Regions from separate parts of the Homo sapiens genome. Here region 1 is linked to region 2. The links are chromatin loops, found by intact Hi-C in ENCODE. Cell type or tissue: A673. All regions are shown on one strand. Each heading gives the region's core, and the rest is flanking DNA. Links, peaks and the distances in the headings are about the cores only. Region 1 overlaps MAP3K15 (mitogen-activated protein kinase kinase kinase 15). Region 2 overlaps MAP7D2 (MAP7 domain containing 2).

Region 1 (10,976 bases), core at 1,903-9,902, 680 kb before region 2:
CCTCGTCACCAGCTGCTGTTTATTCCAACGCTGCCATGGAAGCTGCAGGTTAGATCTACAACGGCCCCAACAGGGTCCACCGCACACGGTCAAAGTGCTGAGGACGGTCATTGCTGTCTTCCAGCCCAGGAGCTGAGGGTCCTCTTGGGATTGCAGGTATCAGAAGACTCTTGTCGACTTGAGGTCTTGGCCTGGGCTCTGAACCCAAGCAGCTGATAGGAGGTGAGAAGCTCTGAGACCCTTCTGCAGGGGCCTCGCCGGGCTGGAGAGAGCAGCCAAGGCACCCAAGCAGGCAGCACTCGGGACCCATTGAACATGCTGCCCTCACCTCAACCGGCAGAAACCTGCACTCACACCTCCAAGTTCCTTCTGCCCAAGAGGGAAGCAGAGAGCCTGGCACAGACACAGGCCATGAAGGCACCGTGTTTGGCAGAGAAGCCAGGAAGACGCCTCTGGAATCGCGTTCTATCAGGGCCGTGTCCACACACTGCGGCCTCATCATCCATAAGCAATGGCCATTTGGCCTTTTGTGACCCTGCTGTCTCAAGGCAGTGCCCCATGGAAGGTCAGTGCTGGTAATGGCATCCTAGGGCTAGAGCTCTGCATTAGTCTGTTCTCATGCTGCTATGAAGAAATACCTGAGACTGGGTAATTTATAAAGAGGTTTAATTGATTCACAGTTCCACGCGGCTGGGGAGGCCTCAGGACATTTACATCCATGGCAGAAGGCACCTCTTCACAGGGCGGCAGGAGAGAGAATGAGAACCAGCAAAGGCGGAAGCCCCTTATAAAACCATCAGATCTCGTGAGAACTCACTATCAGAAGAACTGGATGGGGGAAATCACCCCCATGATTCAATTATCCCCACCGGGTCCCTCCCACAACACGTGGGGATTATGGGAACTACAATTCAAGATGAGATTTGGGTGGGGACATGGCCAAACCACATCAAGCCCCTTACATGTTTCTAAGCATACATGAGGCCAGAAGCTGCACACCCAACCTTGGGTACACCGGGGTGTCCTGGCATCAGCTTCCCGTGAGGTCACAAGGAAGGACATCCCTTTCCACAATCTTGGCTGCTCGGCGGTAAAACCCCCACCCGCAATGCTCAATCTGCACTATGTTGGCCCCAGTACATGGGCTGCCCTTCCTGTTAGCTCGGGGAGGGTTGTTGGAATGATAAGGGATATATTTACCTGATAGCCCAACTCCCACCTCTCCAGAAGCCAGTCAGAAACCTGTCCCCCAAAGGCACAGATCCCACATGGCCTTTGAGCCTTACCCACTGTAAGAGCAAACATGAAGGGAAACTAAGGGGCTGGATTCTCCCTGTTGAAAATAAAGGGAAAGGACCCTCCCCCACCCTGCCCAGCTTTCTTAGAGCCTTGACTTGAGAGAACTTATAACTTTAAGGTTCTTTCTCTGTCTCTGAGATATACGTGAATCTTTTAAACGGCTAAATAAGACTCTTGCCAGAAATGTCTTTTGCAAGGACCTGGAAGCCATCTCTCTGAAATGTAATCATCAAAGAAGATAGGGCCTCTATCTCCTAGTTTCCTTTTTCTTTTTTTTTTTTAAACCTGTCATCTTTTATTAATGTTTTCATAACTCTGCTCTCCCAGAAATAGGAAGGTAGGTTTCTAACTTTGATGGTGGCTTCACTCCAAAACTACCTACTGTCTTAAAGATATGAGAAGTTTAGTGTTTTTCCTTTTTTTTTTTTTTTTTTTTTTTTTTGAGGTAGTGTCTTGCTGTCACCCAGGCGGGACTGCAGTGGTGCAATCTCGGCTCACTGCAACCTCTGCCTCCTGGATTCAAGCGATTCTCCTGTTTCAGTCTCCCGAGTAGCTGGGATTACAGGCATGCGCCACCACGTCCAGCTGATTTTTGTATCAGAGACGAGGTTTTGCCATGTTGCCCAGGATGGTGTCTAACTCCTGACCTCAGGTGATCCACCCATCTCGGCCTCCCAAATTGCTGGGATTACAGGCGTGAGCCACCGCGCCCGGCCTATATTTTCCTTTGGATGAAGCCAAACAGTGAACACCAATGGTCCCCCCAATCACCAGGTGAATCTAAGATGAGCTCCTTGTGACAAATGGCACCACCAAGTTGTCTTACTTGAGGACTAGTTACGGTTTCTCTTGAGAACACAGATGTCACGGGTTGTGTCTGCTCGGCTCTATGAAACAGTGAGATTGCTTTCCATCTTTGCAGTCTCAGTGGATTGCCTGTGATGCACCTCGCATTCTGGTTTAATGCTTATCCAATAATAAAACTGTTTCCTTCTCTCCTACCTTTGTGGAGAGGTTTTCTGGATTGGGAGGAGACTTTGTTTTTAATTCTACTTCCCAACCACGCCCAACCTCAATCACGAAGCATGACTTACTTTGAACATGGCTGCCTGCGGCTCACCAAGCTCATGGAACGGAGGCTTGCTGGTGGCCATCTCAATGATGGTGCAGCCCAGGGACCAGATATCGGCTGGGGCACCATATCCGCGAGGCCCTTGGTCAATTATCTCAGGTGCCATGTACTGCAGGGTGCCTATTTGGAAAACAAACAAACAGGCTGTGGGTACCATATTGCTCAGAAACTAAGTGGCCTGTAGTCCCAGCTACTCGGGAGGCTGAGGCAGGAGGATCACCTGAGCCCAGGTGTTGGAGACCAGCCTGGACAATGTAACAAGACCTTGTCTCAAAAACAAAACAAAACAAAAAACCCACCACTAACTGTGAAATGAATGGCTTCACAAATGGCAGATGGAGTCTTGTCCCATGCATAAATAATATGGTTGCTTCTTTTTTTTTTTTGAGACAGAGTCTTGCTCTGTCGCCCAGGCTGGAGTGCAGTGGCGTGATCTCGGCTCACCGCGAACTCCGCCTCCCGGGTTCAAGCGATTCTCACGCCATAGCCACCCAAGTAGTTGGGATTAGAGGCACACACCACCATGCCCGGCTAATTTTTGTATTTTTAGTAGAGACGAGGTTTTACCATGTGGGCCAGGCTGGTCTCTCTGACCTCAGGTGATGTGCCTGCCTCAGCTTCCCAAAGTGCTGGGATTATAGGCGTGAGCCACTGCTCCTGGCCTGACTGCATATTTCTTTGAGCAGAGGCATGCAACATGCCTTCCTTTAATACTAACCACGTGGAGAGAGGACTGCCTGGCCCATCAAAGGACAAATGGCGCAATTCAGTCAGCACATATTAGTACATGCCAAATACAGGGAAGCCAGAACGTGAGAAACACAGCCTGATGGTAGGGAGGTGCCTAGTGGAGGAGACAAAGACAGAATGCTGGCAGCGGTGGCAGTAATGGCAAAATGTGGTAGGTGCTAGGACAGAGAAATACACAGAAGGCTGCAAGAGCATTAATAAAATAGGGTTTGACTCTCTGCCTGGTTCGGGTCAGGAAACACTATGGCTGTGTCCATTTGGGCCTCTGAGGAGTAAAATGCCAAGACGAGATGAGACATATGAGAGATTTATTGGGGAGAAGGTCTCTGAAGGACAAAGCGGGAGGGAGCAGGGTGGGCAGGGCCGGCTGCGGACCACATGGCAGGTGCAACACCTGGGAGCGGAGAGGAAGGCAGAATCAGGAAGAATCTGGGATGGGAGAGCAGCCCGGAGAGGGCTTCAGCCAGGCTGCTGGGGAGTCTGCAGCCCCAAGTCATCCACTGGAGGAGTCCCACCTGGGTTCTAGCACCCCTGCCAGGCTCAGGCCTTGGTGGGGAGCAGCCTGGGTAAAGTGTAACTTTGCTGGGTTGGTAGCCGGGGCTGTCAGGGAAGCAGGGTCCTGCTGCGAAGGCTGGAGGGCTGGACAAAGGGGATCATGGGTGTGAGATAGACAGCGGTCCGGGGAACAAGCGATGTCTGACACGGGGCAGGGTGTGGGAATAGTTAAGGAGGCAATGGCAAGGGCACAGGCCCAGTGGCAAGCAGGGTGGGCCCAGGGCTCTGGCTTTGGACGTGCTCTTGTGGGAGACAGCACACGGGGAGGTCAGTCAAGGGCTCTGCGAATAACATCCTTCGTTTTCCTTGAAACTCAGCCTGTGCAAAGGGGACGTGTGTGAAAGTGACAGCAGCTCCTGGGGGCTGGCAAAGAAATTTAGAAAAAGACAGCAAAGTCAGAGCTCTGACCTTGGCCACGCATGAATAGAACACTGAAACCCAGAGAAATTCAAAGGCCTATCTGAGGATTACACAACTAAAGGTTTAATCAATGAAAGCAGGGCCGGGCATGGTGGCTAACGCCTGTAATCCCAGCACTTTGGGAGGCCGAGGCAGGCGGATCACCTGAGGTCAGAAGTTCGAGACCAGCCTGGCCAACATGGCGAAACCCCGTCTCTACTAAAAATATAAAAATGCAAAAATTAGCCAGACATGGTGGTGGGTGCCTGTAATCCCAGCTACTCGGGAGGCTGAGGCAGGAGAATCCCTTGAACCTGGCTCGCAGTGAGCTGAGATCGCATTACTGCACTCCAGCCTTGGCGACAGAGCGAGACTCAGTCTCCAAAAAAAAAAAAAAAAAAAAAAAGGAAAGCAAAGGGCGCACTGGCTATAAAGAAAGTTTGGAGAAACTACCTCCTGTGTCCCCCTCTGGAAGATCCTATGTCTTATTAGCATTCTTTAAATACTCTAGGGGCAGCTGTGACGGATGGAATGTCCTGCGCTGATGGCAACGTTCTATCCTGTGTGGTTAAATATGGTAGTCACTAGCCTCATATATTTGACTGTTGGGCCCTTGAAATGTAGCTAGTGAGACTGAAGAAATGCATTTTTAAGTTTTAATTGTATTCAATTACAAGTGACTTAAATATAAACTTAAATATGAATTGGGTTGTATCAGTGAGCACAACAGATCGATGAGGAACAAATGATGGCTTTGGTCTCCAGAGCTGATGCCCTGGCGGGGAAATGTTCAGTGAGTTGCAGAGTTGGGCAACATGGCAGCGCATTACACTTGATGCCCTGTTAGGAAATCCCAGAGCCCCAAGAAGGGAACATCCGATGACACAATATCCCCTATGGGCTCTTGCTGCTGTAACAGAGGGAGAGGTCTTGGCAGGGAATGTGCCTTCTAACGAATCCCTAATTGAGGAAGGATCCGATACTGTGCTGCTTATGAAGCTACCCTCTCTCAGCTCTGCTCTGTGATGCTGAGTCTGGGACTCTGCTTCGCCTGCAGCTCCCCATTAGGCTCCGCAACCAGGTGGCGCTAAAGAGAGACCCTGGAAGGATGCGGGAGGAAGCGGAGACCTGCTGTGTGCTTGCTGTGGCCCTAAGCTTGGCGTTGGACCCTCAGTCGGCCCCAGTCTCCCGCTGTGTGTCACCCCGTACTTCCAGAACCAGCCTCATCTTGCCCCTCAGAGGTACCTGCTCCAGCCTGGTGACACTCCCTCCGAACAAGTTCTAATCTCACCCTCCCATTTGACCCCCAAGCCCCAGGGGTACAGGCTTCCTGATACCTCAGGGCCTCCCTTTCTGCCTTTCTGGTTTTTGGTAACCAGCAAACAGTTATTTCTATTAAATTCTCTCCATGGAAATAACTGGGGTTATTTTTGTTTTTCTGCCTGGACCCTGACTAATATAATCACTAAATTTATTTCTTCAAAGAGCAAGAGAATACATTTATAGATGTATCCAGCAGTAGAAAAGAAACGCTAAACCAAACATCAATGGCTAATTGGCTCTGGTCAAATAACTGTCCATCCTGGTACAATTATTTCCTAATTGAAGCCTATTTAGTCTGCTTAATTCTAAATTTGGAGATTTTGCACAGCAAAGGCAACAGTCAGCAAAGTGAAGAGACAACCCACAGAATGGGAGAAAATATTTGCAAAATACCCCTCTGCCAGGAGATTAGTCACCAGAATATATAAGGAGCTCACACAACTCTATAAGAAAACATCTAATAATTAGATTTTTAAAAATGGGCAAAACATCTGAATAGACATTTCTCAAAAGAAGACATTTGTAAATGGCCAACAGGCATATGAAAGGGTGCTCAACATCCCTAATCATCAGAAAAATGCAAATCAAAACCACAGTGAGATAGCATCTCACTGCAGTTAAAATGGCTGATATCCAAAAGACAGGCAATAACAAATGCGGGCGAGGATGTGGAGAAAAGGGAACCCTCATACACTGTTGGTGGGAGTGTAAATTAGTACAACCACTATGGAGAACAGTTTGGAGGTTCCTCAAAAACCTAAAAATAGAGTTATCATAGGATCCGGCAACCCCATTCCTAGGTATATACCCAAAAGAAAGGAAATCAGTATATCAAAGAGATATCTGCACCCGCATGTTTGTTGAAGCACAGTTCACAATAGCCAAGATTTGGAGGCAACCTAAGTGTCCATCAACAGATGAATGGATAAAGAAAATGTGGTACATATACACAATGGAGTACCATTCAGCCATTAAAAGAATGAGATCCTGTCATCTGCAACAACATGGATGGAACTGGAGATCATTATATAAAGCGAAATAAGTCAGGCATAGAAAGAGAAACATTGCATGCTCTCACTTATTTGTGAGAGCTAAAAATCAAAACAATTGAACTCAGGGACATGGAGAGTAGAAGGATGGTTACCAGAGGCTGGGAAGGGCAGTGGGGACTGGGGGAAGGTGGGGATGGTTAGTGGGTACAAAAAAAAATAGAAAGAATGAATAAGATCTAGTATTTGATAGCACAACAGGGTGACCATAGTCAATACATTTTGGCTGGGCATGGTGGCTCATGCCTGCAATCCCAGCACTTTGGGAGGCCGAGGTGGGTGGATCACTTGAGCCCAGGAGTTTGAGACCAGCCTGGGCAACACAGCGAAACCCCATCTCTACTAAAAAAGTACAAAAAATTAGTCAGGGTTGGTGGTGTGCACATGTAGTCTCAGCTACTTGGAAGGCTGAGGTGGGAGGATCACCTGAGCCCATGAAGTTGGGGCTGCAGTGAACTGAGATCACGCCACTGCCCTCCAGCCTGGGCAGATGGGAGTGAGACCTTGTCTCAGGGGAAAAAAAAAAAAAAAAAAAAAAAAAAAAAAACTGTACATTTTAAAAAACTGAAAAGAGCATAACTGGATTGTTTGTAACACAAAGGATAAATGCCTGAGGTAATAAATACCTTATTTACCCTGATGTGATTATTACACATTGTGTGCCTGTATCAAAATAGTCTATATACCCCATAAATATATATACCTGCTATATACCCACAAAAGTTAAAAATAAATTTGCAGATTTTTAAAAATATGGAGCCATGGTGAACAGCACTCTTTCTAAAGGCAAGGATTTAATAATGACATTCATATTAGTTATTTACTGCTGTTTAAGAAATGATCCCCCAAATCTATCAACTCAAACAACAAATAGTTAGGTCTTACAGCGTTTCTAAGGGTTGAAATCCAGCAGCAACTAACTAGCTGGGTGGACCTGGCTCAGGGTCTCCCAGGAAGTTGCAGTCCAGATGTCAGCTGGGGCTACAGTCATCTGAAGGCTGGACTGGGGCTGGAGGATCAGTTTCCAAGCTCACTAAGGATAGAGCTAGTGGGGGGCTTCAGTTTTTCATTACATGGGATCCTCCATAGGACTGGTTTGAGACATGGCTTCCCTCAGAGAGACTGATCCGAGAGAAAGAGGAATGGCACACTGCCTTTTATGACCTAGTGTCCAGGTCACACACCATCACTCCCACTTCTTCCTATTCATCAGAAGCAAGTTGCTAAGTCCAGTCCACATTCAACGGGAGGGAACTACGCAAGGGTGTGACTATCAGGAGGTAGGGATCATTGGGGGTCATTTTGGAGGCTGCCTGCCACAAATCTGACTCCTGGTGAGCACTTGATGGCTTACCAATTGTCTCCACATAGCCTTGTCCATCTGACTCAAACGACTCTGGAAGGTTAGGCAGAGGAAGCACTATCTACCATTATTCCTACTTTACACAGGAGGCAACTGAGGTTCAGAGAGGCTAAAGGATTCGCTTAGGCTAGAACCCATATCTTCTACCTTCAAGTTCAGAACTACACACCATGACATCACTCATCCATACACTACATCAAGAAGAAGCGCTGCTGGAAAAAAAAAGCTGCCTGAATAAGAGTAGCACGTGTAAGGATTTCCAAAGCCATATTGGAGCATCTTTCCATGTAACTGGAAGGTACAGGGCACTAATGGAAAACTGGGTGCTCCATTTTATTCACTACTGTATTCACAAGGTAACCATCCACTCTCAGAACAGCTAACAGAGAGAGATAAATGCACACAACTATTTCAGATACTCAAGGGAACACTCCCTGGCAGGATGCATGTTGGGTGTGTACATCAGCTAACCCAAAGGCTGGATTCTGTCAAGAAAACCAAGTGAAGATGGCATTGTGGGGCATCTGAATCACGCACAAATCCTGGAAAATTGGGTTTCCTTCAATCTGGCTCTCATAGGCCAGGCACGGTGGCTCACACCTGAATCTCAGCACTTTGGGAGGCCGAAGCAGGTGGATGGCTTGAGGTCAGGAGTTCAAGACCAGCCTGGCCAACATGGTGAAACCCCGTCTCTACTAAAAATACAAAAATTAGCCGGGCATGGTGGCGTGTGCCTGTGGTCCCAGCTACTTGGGAGGCTGAGGCAGGAGAATCGTTTGAACCCGGGTGGTGGAGGTTGTACTGAGCCATGAACGCGCCACTGCACTCCAGCCTGGGCGACAGAGTAAGACTCCATTTCAACAAAACAAACAAACAAACAAAAATCTGGCTCTCTTGGGGCCCCATATGCTCCCTAACCTATATTTCCTCCAAGGTATGCCCTACCACACTGGTCACTGGTCACAGCCCACTACGGCTCTTAGGTACCTACACCAGTGCAGTGGTGCAGAGTTCAGAACAAGGTGACCAAGAGACCCACAGGCACTGACTCAGCCCCCCTAGGGCACAAAATCCACTGGGGACTCCTGGAGAATTGTCCAATAGGATTTTCAGATTACCAGCAAAGAAGACACACAGCAGAAGACACAAGTTTATAACCGAGGCCCAGGGACCTTCTAATCTGATCAAGGGGCTGAGAGAGTTGACAGAGTAGTTTAGGGGGGTGGTGCTGAGACAGCTTCTTTAGAGAGAGCTATGCTGGGCTGCCTACCCTCTCCCAAGTTACAGGATTTGGGGCAGGACTGTCCCCAAAAGGGCGTGGGCCCAGGGCAACTCAAGCCACTCAATACCAACTTATGATCATCACATCTTCCACAGGCCCTTGGAGATACCGTTAGAGCCTAAATTTCAAGATTTCATATTAATCAAGTACAGAAAAGAAAAGTAAGGTACGATTTTCCCATAGTCCAGGGGACTACCCTAGTTGACCTGACCAAGGGATAAGCCTGGTGGAAAGGTGGCGCCACTTGTTCCTAACCCAAAGCCTTTGAAGGGGGCTTCACTGAGCGACTCAGCTCCATGTGTATGTGTTCCTGTAGGTAAATTACACAGTGGACTGGCACCCAAGTGAGCAAAGGTTAACTTCCAGCAGCAGACAGGGGGCTGTAAGGTGTGGGGATACTGCCACACCCTCTCAACAGTGGGCTGAAGCTGCTTGAACTCTGGACACCAGATGGGGGACCCTATTACAGAAATACTGCCTTAGGGTTTATCTTTTATTTGTATTATTTATTTGATTGATTGACTGATTGACAGGGTCTCATTCTGTCGCCCAGGCTGGAGTGCAGTGGCACAATTATGACTCACTGCAGCCTCATTCTCCTGGGCTCAAGTGATTCTCTCACCTCAGCCTCCCGAGTAGCTGAGACTACAAGTGCGCACCACCACACCCAGCTGATTTTTATATTTTTGGTAAAGACGGGGCCTCACTATGTTGGCCAGGCTGGTCTCAAACTCCTGGGCTCAAGCGATCCTCCCACCTCAGCCTCCCAGAGAGCTGGGATTACAGGCGTGCCCAGCATATGGTCTTCTTAAAAGGAATCCTGGGAGTCTCTCTCAGAACCTATTCTGGTTCCAGGGGCTGCCCAATAAAAAAATAAAGAAAAAAGAAAAGGAATTCCTGCTCAAACGCAGTCCTCCACGATCTGAATCCCTCAACAGAAAGAGATGGAAGGAGGAGGTGATGTAAGGGGTAAATAACTGGGAGGAGGGGGCTGTCAGCCAAAGGACAGGCCCCTGCCCACGACACAGGAGTTACATCCAGAGGGAGCCAGCGAGGGAAGATAACTAAACATCAGCCAGGCCCACAGCACGCAAAGCCAGCTTCCAACAGTGCTAGTCAAGTAACAACTTTCCCTGCCCCTGTCCTCTCCTTCCTGCAGCTGGTGATTAGGGAGAAAAAGACAACACCCAGCTCCTGACCACAGGTCGCTGCCTGCAGGGAGACGGGAGAGGGGTCTGACTTTTGAATGAGGACCAGAGCGTTGATCAGTATCAGCCTGAATCTTTTTTTTTGAGACAGGGTCTTGCTCTGTCACCCAGGCTGGAGTGCAGTGGCACAATCGGCTCATGCAACCTCCGCCTCCCGGCTTCAAGCGATGAGTCCTTTTTAATTCCTGAATTCAGACTGTGTGCGCTCCTTCAAGTGTCATTATGACTTTCTCTGTTATGTAAGGGTGGCTGGAAAAGTCAAAGGAAAGAACTCCCGCCCCAGGCAGGATGAAAAGTGGGAGAGAAAAATCCAGTGGCTTTTGTGATTACACCCTTTGAGTCCAATGGGTTCAACACGTTAGTTACACACACAAACTCAGTTCTCTCAAAGGCTCCTTCCAGCTCTAATAACCCATGACTTCTAAGTACAAGCGAGTATTTAATTAGCAAACACTTCAATTGCACTTGCTATGTGCCAGGGACCAGTCAAAGCACTTCATCAGTAACTCACTTTACCCTCATAAAAACCCTATGAGTAGGTACAACGAGCATTTCTATTTTACTTACGAAGAAACTGAGGCACATGGAGGTTAAGTAATATGCCCAAGGTCACACA
Region 2 (10,666 bases), core at 1-8,000:
GTCCTAAAATATAAAATGACTCAAGTGCTGATTTTCTCAGTTCTCCTGAGGATGGCCCTTTTAGATTCCCAAGAGAGAACCTGAGGGAGTGTACACAGTTGACACTTGAAGGTGTTAGGACTTCCTTAGATCAGGGGCAGCGACTGTTTCTCTTTCTTCAATATCGTAACTGCAGACCCTAACACAGTGGCTAGAACACAGCAGAGGTTCAATGTTTGCCGAGTGAACTATTCTGAAAATTACCTATTTGTGAACATGCCAGTTGCAGTGTAGGTTCACGCCTGATTCTTCATGTTCATCTAGCAACTGTCCTAGTTCCCATTCATTCACAAATTTCTAAGAATCTTCAGAAAAGACACCACCATATCTCCACTCCCTTGGACCAAAATAGCCAAAGTGCATAACTTACCCAGACATTTTTCTCTTTCTTCTCGTCTTTCTTTGGCCAATCTCTGCCTCTCATCTGATTTCAAAAATCCCTCCATGCCTACAAAGGAGAAAACTAGATTATGTTTCAGTTCTTCACTCTTTCCCTATCTGCTAAGTACTATAGGCAACTGGGCATGGCACCCGAGTCTGACTGCACGTGCACATCATCCATCTCCATCACTTCAACCAAAGGAAGTCCAATCTGTCACTCTCCATGACACACACAGCTGAGGGGCAGCAGCTACCACTTTCGCATGCACCTGCCAAGCTGTCCTGTAGTTGGGCCAACATCAGCCCCAGAGGACAAAGCCCCTTCCTTAATCCTTTGCCCCCAGGCAGACAAGGGGTCAGAAAGTACAGTAAGTGACAGACGGGCCTGGCAGTGTGCAGAGAAGCCCACTAGGCCTCGTCTAGTCAGGCTCCCAAGCCTGAAGCAGGACCACCTGGGGGAGAGGAGAAGCACAAAAATGGACAAAATTTTGAATACTGCTCATTACACAGACACTGAACATTTTACTTTTTTTTTTTTTTTTTTTTGAGACAGAGTCTCACTCTGTCGCCTGGGCTGGAATGCGGTGGCGCGACCTTGGCTCACTGCAACCTCTGCCTCCCAGGTTCAAGCGATTCTCCTGCCTCAGCCTCTCGAGTAGCTGGGATTACAGGTGCGTGCAACCACGCATGGCTAATTTTTGTATTTTTAGTAGAGATGGGGTTTCATCATGTTGGCCAGGCTAGTCTCAAACTCCTGACCTCAGATGATTCGCCCACCTTGGCCTCCCAAAGTGCTGGGATTACAGGTGTGAGCCACCATGCCCGGCCTACTTTCTGAAAGGAGCCAACGTATGAGCTCCTTGGGTGAGCACTATGAAAGACAACACTCAAGTTCAATTTTGGTTCTGCCAAGTTTGTGCCAATGTCAATCTTAGTATCTTAGAATCATCCAAATATCTACAACAAATAAGATGGAACAAATGACAACTTCCCCGAAAATGTCTGAGAAATATCCCTGGAGCTTTTCATCTCCAACCAACCCCTGCAGAACCCTAAAGGGCTTTCTAAACAAAAGATTAAATGGATCTTCATGATCATTTTAGGATTACAAATAATTTACTGCACTCTGTTACAACTGGACCCAGTATATTATGTATATAATATTTAAGCACACCATTCTTTTTTTTTTTTTTTTGAGACGGAGTCTCGCTCTGTCGCCCAGGCCGGACTGCGGACTGCAGTGGTGCAATCTCGGCTCACTGCAAGCTCCGCTTCCCGGGTTCACGCCATTCTCCTGCCTCAGCCTCCCGAGTAGCTGGGACTACAGGCGCCCGCCACCGCGCCCGGCTAATTTTTTGTATTTTTAGTAGAGACGGGGTTTCACCTTGTTAGCCAGGATGGTCTCGATCTCCTGACCTCATGATCCACCCGCCTCGGCCTCCCAAAGAAGCACACCATTCTTTAGAAGTCAGCTTTCATGTTAATATAACCAGGTTCACTTCCCCAGCATCTGTGCCTTCCTCTCTGGGAGCATCACAAGTTGGCATCATAGTGTGCCTTGCTGCCACAGCAACCTGTGCTTCTTCTAAGGAGGTTCCTGCTGCTGTCCAGGAGGGAGGCCTGAAGGCCTGGCCCACAGTGTAGGCAGTGGGAATGAGGAAGGGGGATGGCGTGACAAACACTGGATTGTCATGATTCCCCACATACATCTGGTTTTGCAGCCTAGATTAAATATCAGGGATATTAAAATGAGATAAGTACTAGAAAAATCCAAGTGCCATTCTTCATTTTGTTTTTGGTCATCTCTTAATCATTATGACACTATCAACAATATGAACGTCATCAAAAATTTAAAGGCCAACTCCTCAGCTCATTCCAGCCACCCCGCAATCTGACTCCAAACTCTTTTCCCAACTTTACCTCAGCACTGCCCTTTCTCCCATGCACCTTCTAGCTCATGCCATCCTTTATTCTACCCTGCTCCATCTGTTTAAACCCTGCCCATCTTCAAGACCCCCACTGTCCCCCAGCCCTATGATGCTCTGTGCTCCCACATGGTTTGAGGACTCTTATTCTGCTCTCTCTGTAACTCAGTCTCCCCTGGTGTGTTCCAGAGCCATGTGTGGCTGATGCAACTCTGGGTCTATACAGCTCCGGCCACTGTCCCCTTACATGGTGGCACCAATGCATGCACACAATGCTCAGAGGCAGGTGTGAAGTTAGTGGAAGGGGAACAAGCATAGAAAATCAAGTTTCTTTTTTCTCTAAACACAGTCAGGTTCTAGTGTCTACCTCAAGAGTCTGATTAATAAGAATTAGTTCTGTGTGAAAAGTTACAAAGAAAAGCCTAGGACGCCTAGACAGACGCTCTCATTGGCACCTACACAAACTCACCCACCCAGGCAGGGCCTGAACCTAGCTCTGTACTGCCCATGCTGCCCTCTAGGTGTTCATGGGCCTGCTCCGTATCTAAAGTAAGCCTGAAAATGGCTGAAAGCGCTCTTCAAACAGAGGGAAAAAAGAAAAACAGAGAAGAAAAAGGGCCAAACACACTTGAAACTGCCCACATTACCTTGAGGCTTTACAGAGGCTGCTTGTTCCACAGACATGCATGATTTTAGGCTGCCCTCTCATGGACACACATGAGAGTCACACCTTCAAATCATCTTTCCAGAAAATCTTTATTATCATGCTCACAGTCATCATCACCAGCATCATCATAATAAGAGGTAATAACTGAGCAGTTCCCAAGGACAAAGTGCACTGCTCAGACTTTCTCAGCCCAACCACCCTATGATGACAGAGGTGCTGTGATGATCCTTGTCTTACAGGTGTAGAAACAGAGGCACTTGAAGCCAGATTCCAATGCAAGAAACTGGCTTCAGGACCCACTTTAAAAACCATTAAATTTTTTTTTCCTAATCTCTCACATCTGGCGGAAAGGACCCACATTCTCAGTTACCGCTTTTCTGTGCTGCTTCCCTGGCACGGGAAGAAATGTAACACCTTAGTCTTAGTGCTGTAACGAAGTGATGCATGCAGGGAACAAATCTTAACCTGGCCCCAAGAATGAGCTTGCAAATCTAAAGAGAAGTCAAGTGTGACTCATTAGAGCAGTATGAAGTAAGCAGTACTGTGAGCCAAGCGCTGGCCCAGCTGGACACAGATGTGGCTCCTGTCCAGGCAGGCTAATTAGCAGCTTCCTCCTCACACTAGTGGTTTGAAAATGTTTGCTCAGCAATGTTTTAGGGCTGATGCTGGGTGGGGAAGGGGTTACAGAGGACCCTGGGGGAAGCTGTAAGGCCTCTCCTTGCTCATGCCACAATGCATGGCCGTCTCTTTCTTTTTTAAATTCAGTTTTATCCCACTGAAAGGGGTGGAGTGACTCAAACAGCCCAACATGGGCAATGTGGAATCTCTGTGTTCATTTGGTAGCCATGAGCTATACATGGCTATTTAAATTTCATATCAAAATTAAGTACAGTTACAGTTCAGTTCTTTAGTCACACTGGGCACACTTTAGGCGCTTAATAGCCACATGTGGCTGGCGGTTACCACCCTGCAGTGAGAAGCCTGGCAGCTCCCTCCTGTGATTCTCTCTCTGCACGTCTAGCTGCTCTGGGGCACATGTGGATAAGGAAGTCTGAGTTCAGTCGGGATTGAGATTTACTGGATGAGTAAAGCTTCTTCCACACAGCATCTGCTTCTTCTGCTTAATTGTTGAGCAAACATTTTGAGAATATCCATTCCAAGAGAAGCCAAATTAACTCATCTCCAGCTTCCACCTTCTGACTCTACATGTTTCTCCCAAAGGCTGTCAAAAAGCCCTTGAGCTCATTCCGAGGTAAGGAGGGCTGGAGCACAAACCATGGCCTCTAACAAATAAACCAGTTATTACCAAAACACAGCCAGATTTAAACCAGAGGAATTGAGGTAGATTACTGTGAACACTAACACCAGGAGATGCCCTCTAAAGACACAGTGTATCCAAGAAGTAATGCTTGATATGGTTTGGCTCTGTGTCCCCACCCAAATCTCATCTTGAATTGTACTCCCATAATTCCCAGGTGTTGTGGGAGGGAACTGGTGGGAGATAATTTCAATCATGGGGGCAGTATTCCCCATACTGTTCTCATGGTAGTGAATAAGTCTCACGAGATCTGATGATTTTATTTCTGCGTTTGCATCTTCCTCATTTTCTCTTGCCGCTGCCATGTAAGAAATGCCTTTCGCCTCCCTCCATGATTCTGAGGCCTCCCCAGCCATTTGGAACTCTAAGTCCAATTAAACCTCCTTTTCTTCCCAGTCTTGGATATGTCTTTATCAGCAGTGTGAAAATAGACTAATACAGTGCTGAATTCAGTTCCAAAAGAAAGTCTTTATGTATGGCCTGAAATCCTAAAATGTCTAACTTTCCTACCCAATCATCCTTTGTCCATGTGCCCTATTTGTGTGCATTTATCATCTTTTTTTTATCTTTTTGAGACAGGATATCACTCTGTTGGTTGCCCAAACTGGAGTACAGTGGCACGATCATTGCTCACTGCAGCCTCCAACTCTTGGGCTTAAGTGATCCTCCCACCTCAGCCTCCCACGTAGCTGGAACCACAGGTATGTGCCACCATGCCTGGCTAATTTTTTTATTTTTCAGTAGAGACAAGGTCTCCCTATGTTGCCCAGGCTGATGTTGGAACTCCTAGGCTAAAGCAATCTTCCTGCCTCAGCCTCCTAAAGTGCTGAGATTACAGGCATGAGCCACAGTCTATGGCCATCTCTTTCTTTTTTTAAAACCAGGGACCCAGTTTTACCTTTGAACTCCATAAGAACTTATGGAGAACAGATCCATGCCTACATGCTTGCCAGGGGTTGAGAGGGTAGGGGTGGGAGGGAAGTGGATGTCTATAAAAGGCATCATGAAATGTACTCTGTCTTGATTGTATCAGTGGTAACATTTTAGTTGTGATACTGTTCTATAGTTTTGTAGGATACTACCACTGGGGGAAACCAGGTAAAGGGTACATGGGCTCTCTCTGTAATTTTTTTTTTTTTTTTTTTGAGACAGGGTTTCACTCTGTCACCCAGGCTGGAGTGCAGTGGCACAATCAGCTCACTGCAGCCTCGAACTCCTGGGCCCAAGCAATCCTCTCACCTCAGCCTCCCATGTAGCTGGGACTACAGGCATGTGTCACCATGCTTGGCTTTTTCTTTTCTTTCTCTTTTTTCTTTTTGAGACGGAGTCTCGCTCTGTTGCCCAGGCTGGAGTGCAGTGGTGCGATCTTGGCTCACTGCAACCTCCGCCTCCCGGGCTCAAGCGATTGTCCTGCCTCAGCCTCCTGAGGAGCTGGGATTATAGGCATGCGCCACCACGCCTGGTTAACTTTTGTATTTTTAGTAGAGACGGGGTTTCACCATGTTGGTCAAGCTAGTCTCAAACTCCTGACCTCGTAATCTGCCCACCTCGGCCTCCCAAAGTGCTGGGATTAAAGGCATGAGCCACCGCGCCTGGCCTCGGCAATTTTTTTCTTATTTATTTATTTATTTATTTATTTATTTATTTATTTATTTGTAGAGATGCAGTCTCACTATGTTGCCCAGGCTGATCTTGAACTCCTGGCCTCAAGTGGTCCTCCTGCCTCAGCCTCCCAAAATGTTGGGATTACAGGCATTAGCCACTGCACCCAGCCTATAATATTTCTTATAGCTGCGTGTGGATTGACAATGACCTCAAAATACAAAAGTTTAATTATTTTTTAAAAAAATCTGGCCCAAATGTGAAGCCCTGGGAAGGACCTAAAGGGGATACCCTCTCAGAGATGCCCTACCCAGGAGAAGGACAAAGAGCACCCATGTCAGAGCCACCCCTTCCCCACTGTTGATGCAATAATGTTTCCCAGGGCAACAGCATCCAGGCAAACTTGCAACTCTGAAACAGAGGTCTTTTCCTGGGCAATTAATTCCTACAAAAAAATTGGAATAAAACAGGGATACTGAGCAGTCAAACAACTATCTTATGTTAACAGAAAAGCATAAAATCTCATACTTGACTGAGATCCTACTATCCCTGGGCTGCAGGAACACATTTTTAAAAACTAATTTTAAAATGAATTTTATTAGCTTGAAGTACTCTCCTATAGAATATTAATGACCTGATATTAGTCAATTATTCATGGTAAGAACCACTATCAAAATACAAAGTTTTAAAGGGAAGCCAGCTGTGTTCAACTTTGAAAAATTAATCACATTAAATGAATTTTAAAATAACCTTTCCGATCACACTCAGATTTGTGCAACTGCAATGTCCAGAAAAAAAGGGAAGGAGGAATGAAGAGCTCATCCAATAGGAAATACAATGAAGGGTCCTCACCTCCTCTGGGGAGCCATCCTGATCCCTTCAAGGGGTTGCCAGGCATCCTCTGCTCTGTGGACTCACAGGCACTGTTTCCCACCTTAATGGTCACTCTTGGTTGCACTGTGATGATCTGTTTAAGCATGTGGAGACCACCGCTTCTCAACTTTGGCTATACAATGGAATCACCTGGAGAGCTTTCAAAAATATAGATGCCTGGGTCTCCCTTCAGATTCTGATCTAGTCAGTCTTAGGTGTGGTTTAGGCACTGTTGCTTTAAAAGCCCCGCGTGTGATTCTAATGTGCATCCAGACCTGACAACTGTCCTAGCCCACTGCTCACCACACTTGAGCATGCATCAGAACCACCTGGAGGGCTTGTGAAAATGACTGCTGGACATCACCTCCAGAACTTCTGATGGAGTAAGTCTGGGGTGAGCCAGAGAATCTGCCTTTCTAACAAGCTTCCAGGTGAGGCTGACACTACTGGTCCAGGGCCCACACCTTGAGAACCAGTGTTCTAGATTATGGTGATTCTACAGGGCAGGGCCCTCCCTGTGGCTACTCTCTGTATGACAGAGCTCAGCAGAGTGAGCCCCAAAACAGTCTGCAGAAGGAATGACTGATCACCTGCCACATTCCTCCACAGTGTTTACCTTTGCCAAGGTTGTTACTGTCCTACATGCTACTGTCTAGGTCTGTTTGTTTTGTTTTGTTTTGTTTTGTTTTCCGTGGAGGTGGAAGGCAGGGGCAGGGGGACTGGGTCTTACTATGCTGCCCCTGGTTGATCTTTAACTCCTGGCCTCAAGCAATCCTCCTGCCTCAGCCTCTCCAGTCGCTGTGATTACAGGTGTGCACCACCCTGCCAGGCTTTGGGTCTTTTCATTTGACCCTTGTCCTCTAAACTCTTGTCTTATCTCTGAATCTCTGGCACCCTAAAGACTGGGAGGGACTCAAAAAGTTGCTGAATCAAAGGGCCACGAATATTATGTCCCATTGATGGAAACCTCCCAATTTGCAGAATATTTTAACCTCATACCAGAAGTGTCTATAAAAACAACCAACATTTTAAGGCATCTTTGTACCCATTTTTCTGCTAGAGTTGTGGGAGGAATACAAGGGTAAAGAAAGGAAGGCACTCCATGAGCTGCTCCCCATAGCCCCACCCCCAACACACACACAGATTAATCTTTCCATTGAATTCCATCAGTGCTCTGATTCTCACAGACCTTTTTCCTCTTTACTTCACATTCGGGTCCTTCCCTCTCTCATTCACCACCCTCAGGCACAGGAAACTCTACCCTCCCGATGCCCTCTCTCGCCAACCCTCCCTTTCCAGTCCATCCATCAGGATACAAGCTTCTTAAGGGCAGGGCTATGTTCCATTTCTTCTTGTAGCCCCCAAAGGGCCTAGCACAGTGTTTTGTGCACAGTAAGCACTCAAGAAATGTCAAGTTCATGAAGGGGAAGCAGTAACATATACTGAGCACCTCAGTTTTTGTTCTGTCTTGGCCTCCAGGGGATTGGAGGATCCCACCCACGTTGAGGGTGGATCTTCCCCCACCTAGTCCACTCAGACTCACACACCAATTTCCTCTGAAAACACTCTCACAGACACACACAAAAATAATGCTTTACCAGCTCTCTAGGTATTCCCCAATCCAGTCAAGTTGACACTAAAAATTAACCATCACACTGGATAAATATAATATGGCGTTATACATCCATACAATGAAATAATGTTCAGCCATAAAAAAGGAATGAAGGGGATGGGAGACATTGTGAAACACTACTAATGGGTTCAAGATTTCTTTTGGGAGTGATGAAAATGTGATGGTATTTTAGGCAGTGGTGACAGTTTCACAACATTGCGAATGTACAAAATGCCACCAGATTACACTTCAAAATGATTAATGTTATTATTAGTAAATTATATTGCAATAAAAGAATTTGTAGTGCTCCCCCCCACCCCAAAAAAAGCAAAATACCAAAAACCACATCAGGGAGTGTTCCACAACAAGGCTTAAAATCCAGAGCCTAGTTGATCTTATCTGCGGCCTTCTCCCAAATCTTCTAGGTTGCCTGTTTTTCCTTTTCATCCCAAATATCTAGATGATATATCTGGTTCCAAAGGCAAACCTATGTGGTACATGTGAGTATGTAAAAATCATATATATTTCTATAAAGTATCTTTGTCACACAATCCCAACAGCTTTGTTATTAATTATACTTTGTAAAACTGGGGAGCAAAAATAAATGTTAGCAAGTTGGAAGAAAAATGAGTGTTTATTTTTAAAAGGGGATGAAAAAAACTGCCAATAAATGATAAATGTGTTGTGATAAACAGCTGCTGTGATGGTTACATGAAATGTGTGGGAAGAACTTCCCGTATAATAAATGCTCATTAAATGTTGCTGGCCATTATTTTTAGAGGGGTTCTTTTCTTTTCTTTTTTTTTTTTTTTGAGATGGAGTCTCGCTCTGTCACCCAGGCTGGAGTGCAGTGGCACAATCTTGGCTTACTGCAAGCTCCACCTCCCAGGTTCACACCATTCTCCTGCCTCAGCCTCCTGAGTAGCTGGGACTACAGATGCCCGCCACCACGCCTGGCTAATTTTTTGTTTTAGTAGAGATGGGGTTTCACCGTGTTAGCCAGGATAGTCTCGATCTCCTGACCTCGTGATCCGCCTGCCTCAGCCTCCTAAAGTGCTGGGATTACAGGCGTGAGCCACTGCACCCGGCCCATTTCTTTAATCTAGAAAATAACCCACCGGCCGGGCGCGGTGGCTCACGCCTGTAATCCCAGCACTTTGAGAGGCCGAGGCGGGCGGATCACCTGAGGTCTGGAGTTCGAGACCAACCTGACCAACATGGAGAAACCCCATCTACTAAAAATAGAAAAATTAGCCGGGCATGGTGGCACATGCCTGTAATCCCAGCTACTTGGGAGGCTGAGGCAGGAGAATCACTTGAATCTGGGAGGCGGAGGCTGCGGTGAGCCATGACTGCGCCATTGCACTCCAGCCTGGGCAACGAGAGTGAAACTCCGTCTCAAAAAAAAAAAAAAAAGAAAGAAATGGAGACTTTAAAACATCAAGTGACCCACCCATCCAATGTCCTATTAAGTGGGAGGAGTCTAATTATCTCTCTGACTTTTAATCCAGTGTGATTTCTTCTGGACTCTGCTGCTCTCCTGGGAGAGAGGAGGTGGGGTCAGATTCAGATCAGTGAAAGGCAGGAGTTGGAAATTCCAGGCAAGGGTAATGATTTATGCAAAAATATGCTAGAAAATAATAAAGCCTGAAATCCAATTGAACTTTTCAATCTTGCAAGTGGAAACTGAAAATCAACTGACAGAATCTAGAACCTTTTTCATTATTGCATGAGGGTATATTGTTTTTGTTCGGAAAGCATCACATACTCCCGCCTCATATTTTTCATTTAAAACCTCAAAACCAATTACAATCCCATAAGGTCACTAAACTTCCCATTTAAATTTCTTTCAGTGTAGGGCTAAATCTCAATTCTCTCCATAACTCAGGATGAGTGCTTTAATACAATGGACTTTTGATGAAAACCAACAGCGAAATTGTGTAGCAACCTAATTTTTCTTCAAAATGAAATTCATAACCATTAAAGGCACTCTGAGAACATCAACAAAACAACCCTTAACAGTGTTAAAATGAGGCCAGGCGCGGTGGTTTACTCCTGTAATCCCGGCACTTTGGGAGGCTGAGACAGGTGAATCACCTGAGGTCAGGAGTTCAAGACAAGCCTGGCCAACATGGTGAAACCCCGTCACTACAAAAAAATACAAAAAATTAGCTGGGTGTGGTGGTGTGTGCCTGTAGTCCCTGCTACTCAGGAGGCTGAGGCAGGAGAATCACTTGAACCTGGGAGGT

Evidence for each region. Hi-C counts contacts between places; a loop is a spot of excess contacts. Peaks named below come from ENCODE experiments on the same cell type or tissue, not always from the same donor. Only the 100,000 strongest peaks of a DNase experiment are listed, where the experiment ranks them.
Region 1: a loop joins it to region 2, with 8 times the contacts of the local background. A loop is called at or near these places in 15 of 110 quality-filtered maps.

The regions. Positions count from the first base shown.
Region 1 is chrX:19,377,727-19,388,702 of GRCh38, forward strand. MAP3K15 (mitogen-activated protein kinase kinase kinase 15) reads right to left here. Exons shown (of 29, transcript NM_001001671.4): 19 at 2,394-2,551. Among named protein-coding and RNA genes, the nearest start is that of PDHA1, 39 kb to the left of the region's middle. RefSeq lists an enhancer at 5,292-5,351. In A673, for the core only: a CTCF peak has its summit at 5,213 (motif pointing right); a DNase peak (open chromatin) is centred at 5,225; H3K27me3 peaks cover 566 bases.
Region 2 is chrX:20,064,319-20,074,984 of GRCh38, forward strand. It overlaps MAP7D2 (MAP7 domain containing 2), which reads right to left. Exons shown (of 17, transcript NM_001168465.2): 2 at 410-487. Among named protein-coding and RNA genes, the nearest start is that of MAP7D2, 47 kb to the right of the region's middle. In A673, for the core only: CTCF peaks have their summits at 49, 3,051 (motif pointing left) and 3,250; DNase peaks (open chromatin) are centred at 3,033 and 3,573.